2 separate regions of the Homo sapiens genome follow, and region 1 is linked to region 2. The links are chromatin contacts, found by Hi-C in ENCODE. All regions are on one chromosome and are shown on one strand. The core of a region is the stretch at or near the end of the contact, and the rest is flanking DNA. Distances in the headings are between cores, read along the strand shown. Region 1 has its middle 15 kb from the start of GGCT. Region 2 overlaps MTURN (maturin, neural progenitor differentiation regulator homolog).

Evidence for each region. Hi-C counts contacts between places; a loop is a spot of excess contacts on that map. Pooled maps may share reads with other maps.
Region 1: a loop to region 2 is called in a pooled map, with 3 times the contacts of the local background. The contact joins two enhancer-like sites. A Hi-C loop is called at or near these places in 1 of 168 maps with a recorded cell type or tissue (OCI-LY7), 4 of 37 single-sample maps with no recorded cell type and 6 of 50 pooled maps.

Annotation. Positions count from the first base shown.
Region 1 is chr7:30,518,281-30,522,309 of GRCh38, reverse strand. No RefSeq gene overlaps it. Among named protein-coding and RNA genes, the nearest start is that of GGCT, 15 kb to the right of the region's middle. Within about 2 kb of position 1,354, at least 7 of the 41 ENCODE cell types and tissues checked have a DNase peak (open chromatin) inside an H3K27ac peak, as active enhancers do.
Region 2 is chr7:30,161,733-30,165,349 of GRCh38, reverse strand. It overlaps MTURN (maturin, neural progenitor differentiation regulator homolog), which reads right to left. Exons shown (of 3, transcript NM_152793.3): 3 at 2,588-3,617. Among named protein-coding and RNA genes, the nearest start is that of MTURN, 29 kb to the right of the region's middle. RefSeq lists a silencer at 1,842-1,901. Within about 2 kb of position 1,714, at least 16 of the 41 ENCODE cell types and tissues checked have a DNase peak (open chromatin) inside an H3K27ac peak, as active enhancers do.

The DNA.
Region 1 (4,029 bases), core at 105-2,604, 360 kb before region 2:
TATGGAACTGTTGTTTGTATTAAGTAATTTATCTACATAAAGTTCTTGGAACATTATGGTCAGGACATAGTAGATACTCAATAAATGGGGTCTACTATTATGAAGTAGATACTCAATAAATGGGATCTACTATTATGAGACTACGAGAGACAGCATAATTGATTAGCCACGTCCAGGTGGGAAGGGATGGGATCAAGCTCACAGGTTGAAGAATTCACCCTGAAAAGGAAGAGAAATCCCTCTGTGGTGGTTTGAAAAGATGTCCACAGATTCTTTGCTATCCCTTCCTTCAAAAGATAGGATCTAATTCCTCTCTTCTTGAGTGCAAGGGATGCTTAATGAATTACCTCTAAATAATAGAATGTGGTTGAAATGACAATGTTCAGCTTTTGAGAGTAAGTTGTAAAAGGCATGTGACTTACTCCATGCTTCTTCTCTTGGATCACACAATCTGGAGGAAGCCAGCTGACTTTTCACTTGAACACTCAAGCACTCTCTGGGGAGGTGCCGGGCAGTGAGGGACTGAGGCCTCCTGCCAACAGCCATGTGAGTACACCATCTTGGAAGTGAAGCCTCCACTCCTAGTCTAGCTTTCAGATGACTGCAGCCCCAGCTGATATCTTGTCTGCAACCTCATGAAAGACTCTGTACTAGAACCACTCAGCTAAGCAACCTCCAAATTCCTGACTCACAGAAACTATGAGATAACACATATTTGTTCTTTTAAGCTGCTAAGTTTTAGGGTAATTTGTTACAAAGGGTAACATATACAGATTTTCTCTGAGGCAGAAGGAAATCAGAGAATGACAGGTGAAAGATGAAAAGATAGAAAGGAAAAAAGATAAATGTTTCTGTAACATTAAAATATGAGGTATGTTGTCTGCTGACAATGAGGTGGCTTGGCAAGACTGCTAAGAGATTGGAACAGCCAGGCAGAAAACAGGAAAGGGAATTAACTTGGAACACAAATAAGATTGAGCCTACCTACCTTTATGCTAAACCCAACTACAGAAATCATTTTGCTAATGGAACCAGATCAGACTCCACATAATGAGTCTTTATCTCAATCGTGAAATTCAGAGGCTGGGGGCCTCTCTGAGCCTACCCCAGAGACCACCTTTGTGAGCAAACTGCTAATGAGTGAATTCAGGGATGAGGATGGCTCAGGCTTATCTTGAAAAGTACTCCCTGATGTCAAAATGATTTGCTACAGCTACATCAAGTCTAGCACATTATTTATGAATAGGGATAGACTACCAGAAGTATTGTAAGAGAATAATCAACAAGTCTTATGTAATCTGCAGCAAACATACTGCAGTAACAGGAAAATCCACTGTCTTTCAAATGACTCAAGTTTGCATTATTCCTTCCTGTTTGGACTGTCTCTCTCTCTCTCTCTCTCTCTCTCTCTCTCTCTCTCTCTCTCTCTCTCTCTCTCTCTCTCTCTCCTTCTCTCTCTCTCTTTCTCTCTCCCTTCCTTCCTGCCTCTCTCCACTCTGGCTGCTAGCAAGAGAGCCCTGGGAATTCTCTGTGATGTAGCCAGCCAACAGTTTTTAGGGTGGTGCTCCAGCACATAAAAGGGACCAGGCCAGGACTGCCATCTCCTAAAGTTAATTTAAAGAAACTAAGCCCTGGTTTTTGTAAACCCCACAGGTCAACCAGGAATTGAGTCACTGCATCTCCCTGCAGAATGACAAATCATGCTCTCCTTAGTAGCTTTACACCAGTTCTGTTTGCAAATTGGGGAACTGAAACATCACTGTAAAATTGGTGCCTTTTGTATCTTATACAATAGGGCTCATTCATTCATTCACCCTTTCATTCACTCAGCTGTTTATTTAGCAACTGATTATTGAGTGCCTCTTCCATGAGGGGACAGGCATGTACTAATTTTGGGAATAAAGAGATGTATATTGTGATCCTAAGGAGAAGCAAAATGTCCTGGCACATAGTAAGCACTCAATAAATATATATTGAATAAATAATAATTCCTGCTCTCTCTGGGCATCATAGTCTAGTAGGGGGAAGAGGCATGTAAACAAATAAAGTTGTTTTAGTACAATAGTAAAGGAATCGATCAAGTACTATACATGTAGAATACCATATCTACCTGGAAGTTAGGGATGATTTGATAGAAGAGGTAACATTTGCTTGATGTTGAAGAACAAATATGAGTTTTCCAGGAATGGAAAGTAGGAAAGGTCTTTGCAGGCAGACCAAAATTATTATACTCATAGGTCTTATTGTCCGCGGGATTGGTTTTGTCACTCCTGTCTAATCCTAACTTGCAAATATAAATATTTATCAATATTTCCCTGGATTTTAATTGTTTTTGTGTTTGTTTCCAAGACAGTGATAGGTGGTCAAAGTTAGATGCAAAATAACTCTACAAAAGAGATTATTTTTTACAAAGTAGATGACATTAATTCAAGAAAAAAAGTATTTTAAGTTTCTTCCTGAAAGAACCTTTTAATTTCTTGTATTTTCTAGGCCAGGTGGAAGATATTCTTCCTAAAAAATGGTCTTCAGATTACCTCTAAACCTTCCTCTTTGACACCTGGCTGAGAACCCAGAAAACACCCCCTGTTCCATAGCAGACCAGTGTTTACTGTTATTTGCCTCTTTAGAGCAGTTCAGAGGACCATCAGCTACCATACCCACTAAACGAAAATGGCAAAAGGACTTGTAATGGCCAAATGCAGCAATATAATTTGTTATTATCAATTCACTAGTGATTTGAAATATTGAGAAAATTCCCAATTGAATGACAGCATGGAAAATCACATTACATCAGGGAATAGTATTTTCTAGGCCACCAGATTTCTCTAAATTGGAATTTGGAAATAAATTTTATTTGCAGCAAGAAACATGTATTAATACTGACACTTACTAAAATGTTTTAATGAGTTAGAGCAAGCATTTTGTGTCAAGATACTACTGGTCTAACAAGGCCTGCCACTATTATTGATGCCCATTATGTACTTTTCCGTGAAGTTGTCTAACCTGTTCTATTAAACCCGTAAACTGCTTTGACAATCGTAAAAGAGACAAAAAGGAACAAAGTAAGAATGATGGGAAATAGAAAGCCAAGGCACCCAATTTTCTTCTAGTTTAATCAATAATTTGGGGCTCTATCACATTTGCTCTCAGCCTTACAGTCTGATCCTTATTTTTTGCCAGGCTGCAACCCTCACTGCATTTAATAGAGGTTGATGGATATTTTTATAGCCCTGCAGTTTCAAACTGATTATCAGGTGTTTAACCAGCAAAGCCATGCAATATTTGTATAAATCAATCCTGTAATGAAAGGTTATCACCCACAAACCCAGTCAGTGTCAAACCAGAACAAGGTAAAGATTTGGAATGCTTCCCTTTCTGGATAACACACTATTGCTTATCTTCAATTTTCTGGATAATTTAGGATTTTATTGAATATGATTCTTCAAGAACTGAACGATCATCCTAAACAAATCAAAGTCACTGTATCATCACAGAGCAGCATTTCCCACACTCTCAGTAAAACGCTGTCTACATCAAAGGGGTTCTGTGACCCAGGAGGTTTTGGAAACTCAGGATTAAACAGAGCTCCACAGGTTCCCTTGCTACAGGCATTCTCAGCTGCCTTCATAAGGCGATGTGCATTGTGAATCTCTAAGTGGAAATATGGAATGCAGTGTTTTCCAGGTCACTGGACCACAGAAGCCTTGTTTGAGAATCACCTAGTGGCCCCAGTGGCCCACAGATCATATTTTGGGAAATGTTGCTATTTGAGTATAATTGTTATTCTTGAACACCCCAAATTGTTTTGGTGTGGGATTTTTTGTTTTGCTTTGTTTTTGTTTTTGTTTTGAGACAGGGTGTCACTCTATCACCCAGGCTGGAGTGCAGTGGTGCGATCACTGCTCACCACAGCCTCGATCACCTGGGCTCTGGTGATCCTCCTGTCTCAGCCTCCCAAGTAGCTGGAACTACAGGCATGCATTACCATGCCTGGTTCATTGTTTTGTATTTTTTGTAGAGACTGGGTTT
Region 2 (3,617 bases), core at 465-2,964:
TCCCAAGGCTGCCTGTCGTTTTGGACTTGAATTCCGGTGGTCTATGAAGCCTGTGGCCATCACTGCACAGTGCTCTTGGGTCTTGTACTTCGGGGATCCACAGGTATGTCTGCAAGTTTTTAGGGGCTCCCAACTATCTCAGTTCTGGCCAGACCTCCTGAAGATGCTCAAATCCTCCCCCAGCCCACCCCTGATCTGTGCAGGCTTCAGGGAGCCAGATATGGATTCTAGGTAGAAACCTGTGTTCCCTGATGTTCCACTGGAAGTTGCAGAGTTTAACAGGCTACGGGCTAACAAATATTTTGAAAGGCCTTGGAACACCCAGCATCCTCCCACCTTGCTCCAAGCAAAATGCAATGTGCCTTCCATCTCATCTTCGGCATTTCCCCAGCCCTTCTCAGCATGAGCTAAATGGCACACTTCATCGACCGGTCAATAAGTCATGTTTATCGAACTGACAGTGTGTGACGCAGGGGTGTGGGAGCTGCAAAGATGGGTGAGCAGGGAAAAAAACAACCCAGTCAAATGTTAGGGTTTATGTATAAAGAAGGCGGCTCTTCACTTCTCTTTCCCCAGCCTGGACATTCACCAACCCTCCTTTCCAAAAGCTCCACAAGGAGATGGGCATCATGATCACCCTGAACTCAAAAGCCCTTTCTTTATGTGGTGCTGACCTCTAGAGGCTTCTAATTAAAAAGCATCCGAAAGGGCCAACTTAATTTTACTGCTGGTTTTTACACTGTACATTGTTGCCCTATTTCCCAACAAAATAAGGATAAAATATGTTACTTTAAATGATCCCTAAAAAAATGCCTACCTTGTTCCTTGACTGCCTAATTAAAACTTGCCCAGATCATTACAAATGCCATTGTTTACTCCAAAAAGGAAAAAAGGAGGGTTAGAGATAGGGAAAGTACTTCAGTTTTTTGTTTTTTTTTTTTTTGCCTATTGTGGTCCTAAGAGGAAAGCACAGTGCCAGCTTTTTCAGGATGCATTTCTTGAGTTTCCAAAGGGCCAAGTCTGCTAAACAGAGACAGGAATGTTCATTCACTCTGATTTGGCAGGGCACAGGGCAAAACCACCCTGACACTCAGGTACACGGACAGCAAGTCCACTTTGTCCAGCCCCGGCGTGGCGTCCAAATGCTGGGTGGTGGGTCTGGTTCTGTTTATTTTGTTGTCCTTCAACCCAAACCTGTACACAAAGAACTCTATGACAATGGAGGATCCCACTCGGCCCAACTTCACTATGGAAACGAGGCTCATTTCTAAAGGGAGTGAGACTGTTGATTACATCCCTAAGCTGAACACCCCAATTTTACTTTGTTGTAGTTCTGACTCCTTATTACTTTCACGAAGGGAAGGAAGGTGTGGAAAGGCAGGAGAAAACACGCAGGGACATAAGCATTTGGGCTAACACACAGCCACGATATCAACTGGCGTCTTCAATTCTAAAAGGGATCCTAGGGGAAAGAGCTTCAGAATCCCAGGACAGTTTTGCCAATCCTGGCCGCCCCACCCTGGTTCTGTGAGTGTTTCCATTACAACTGTGCTTCATGTCCTCTCTACCGACTCCTGACTCCCCTAGACAAGTCAGGGCTAGTGCCCAAAGGGAACTCGGGGACAAGTCTCCCACTCTTTATTTTTACAGATGAGGAAACAAAGCCGGAAGTCGGTGGGGTGGGGAGGGGACATGCCTAGGGCCACAGTCAGCCCAGGAGGAGTCTGGGCTAGAACCTCTTGCCCTCAGCCACTGATTTCAGAATGATTACACGGGGGAAATGTGGGTATTTTTAACACCAGTGCCCGCACTTAAAGGGGCCAACCTGCATTTTATAAACTCTATCTGTGAGACGGATACAATAACTGTAACAAAGGAAGTCCATAAGTAAGACTTCGCCTGCCCCCGCTGCTGCACCACGAGCAGGGTTGGGACTGCTGACACAGAGCTCACCACTTGAGTACAATCTCTAACAGCCACATCGAAAACAAAGGACCACACACTATCTAACATACACACAAGCCTTTATGCTGTGCCTGTAAAGCAAAACTCAAATCTAATCGAATCTAATGGGTCTCTCTATGGAGACCCATTCATTTGGAGAAAGAAACTGGCTCTTAATCAAATAACAGAACTTACCATCAACTTCCAGATGAGTTATTTAAATGCCATGTTTGGTGAATAAATAACCGGGAGGAAGGTGGTGGAGACATGGTGTCATGTCATAGAATGACCACAGAATACAGATTTCTAATTAATGCCAAAAAGAATTCCTAAGTAGGCTAGAAAAAATAGGGTTCTCAAACACAAAACTAAAGTATTGGTTCAAAGAAGTAGAAAATTACTAACTACCAGTTATAGCATCACAATAGACATATGAATGCATCACACAGAAATGATTAATCTTTGAACAATGGCAGTGTTTCATGTTACCAGCTCCTCCCTCTCTTCCCCCAGCCTCCTCACAAACAGCAACCACACAGCGAGCTGCCGGTCCTTTACTCTTTGCTCTTCATTTATAAGCCACATTAGGTGTCCTTTGGGACCAAACATTGTGGAGGCAGAAAAAAAGAGGCAAACACCACCAGAGTTTGAAAGGCTCTTTAATAGCAAGCGAATGGTAATTACATGGTCGGATGAGGTCCTCACTCTCAGGGGAGGGAGGAGGGAGCAGAGGTGGACAGGGTGCAGTATAGGATTTACACTGTTTGAAGCATCTAACGAAGGGCAACAGTTTTTGGCAACCCAATTCACAGTTTTGTAATTTACAAGAGATTTCTTTGAAAGGAAATAGGAAGGCAAAGAAAGCACACATACCCTACCGGCAACACTTCTTGCCTAAAAAAAAAAAAAAACAACAACCAAAAAACAAAAACCCAACAACTATTCCTTGCTTTTGCTTCTTGTGTAGATGACTAAATTTTGCTCTCATGCTCAAATTAAGACTGGATCACGGATAGTGAAGATCTGCCCTAGCATTGAAGATTTACTTCCTCCTCTTCAGAGCTGACATTTGTACTGCGCACTACTCTTATCTTTATCTGCCTAGGTGTCAGAAGGGGCTTAGTAAAAAATGAAACTTGAGAAACAAAACAAAACAGAAAAACAGGGAAAGGCAGTTTACAAAGAACAGACTGTCAGCTTTCTGTCTGGTATCAAACAACTTGAATACAGCTCTAAGTAAATTAAAACATTTATTTTTATGTGGCCTGGCATCTACTTTTAATCGCTTGTGCCTATTCAGCCTTATAGTGCTTTAAATGGGGTTTCTAACATGAAATGCTCATGGGTACTATATTTTCGTAATCCAGATTTAAATAAAAATATAAAAGACAACATATTATGTTAAATAATATGTTGTCTTTTATATTTGCCCAGTGAGCAGAAGCTATAGATATTTTACCATGGACACCCATTGCCATGGACACCACAGGCTACCAGCATTCTGGCAGGTTTCAGAATTACTCTCTATAAAATCTAAAAGACTTCAGCTTCTTGTGTCATACCTGTTATCACTAAACTGGGAGAAGTGACTGGGTCTTTATGAAAAAGGATCAGTTTTTAATTCAAAGAAATTTTAGGCTTCTCCGAAGACTGGGTGATCAGCAATGGCATCT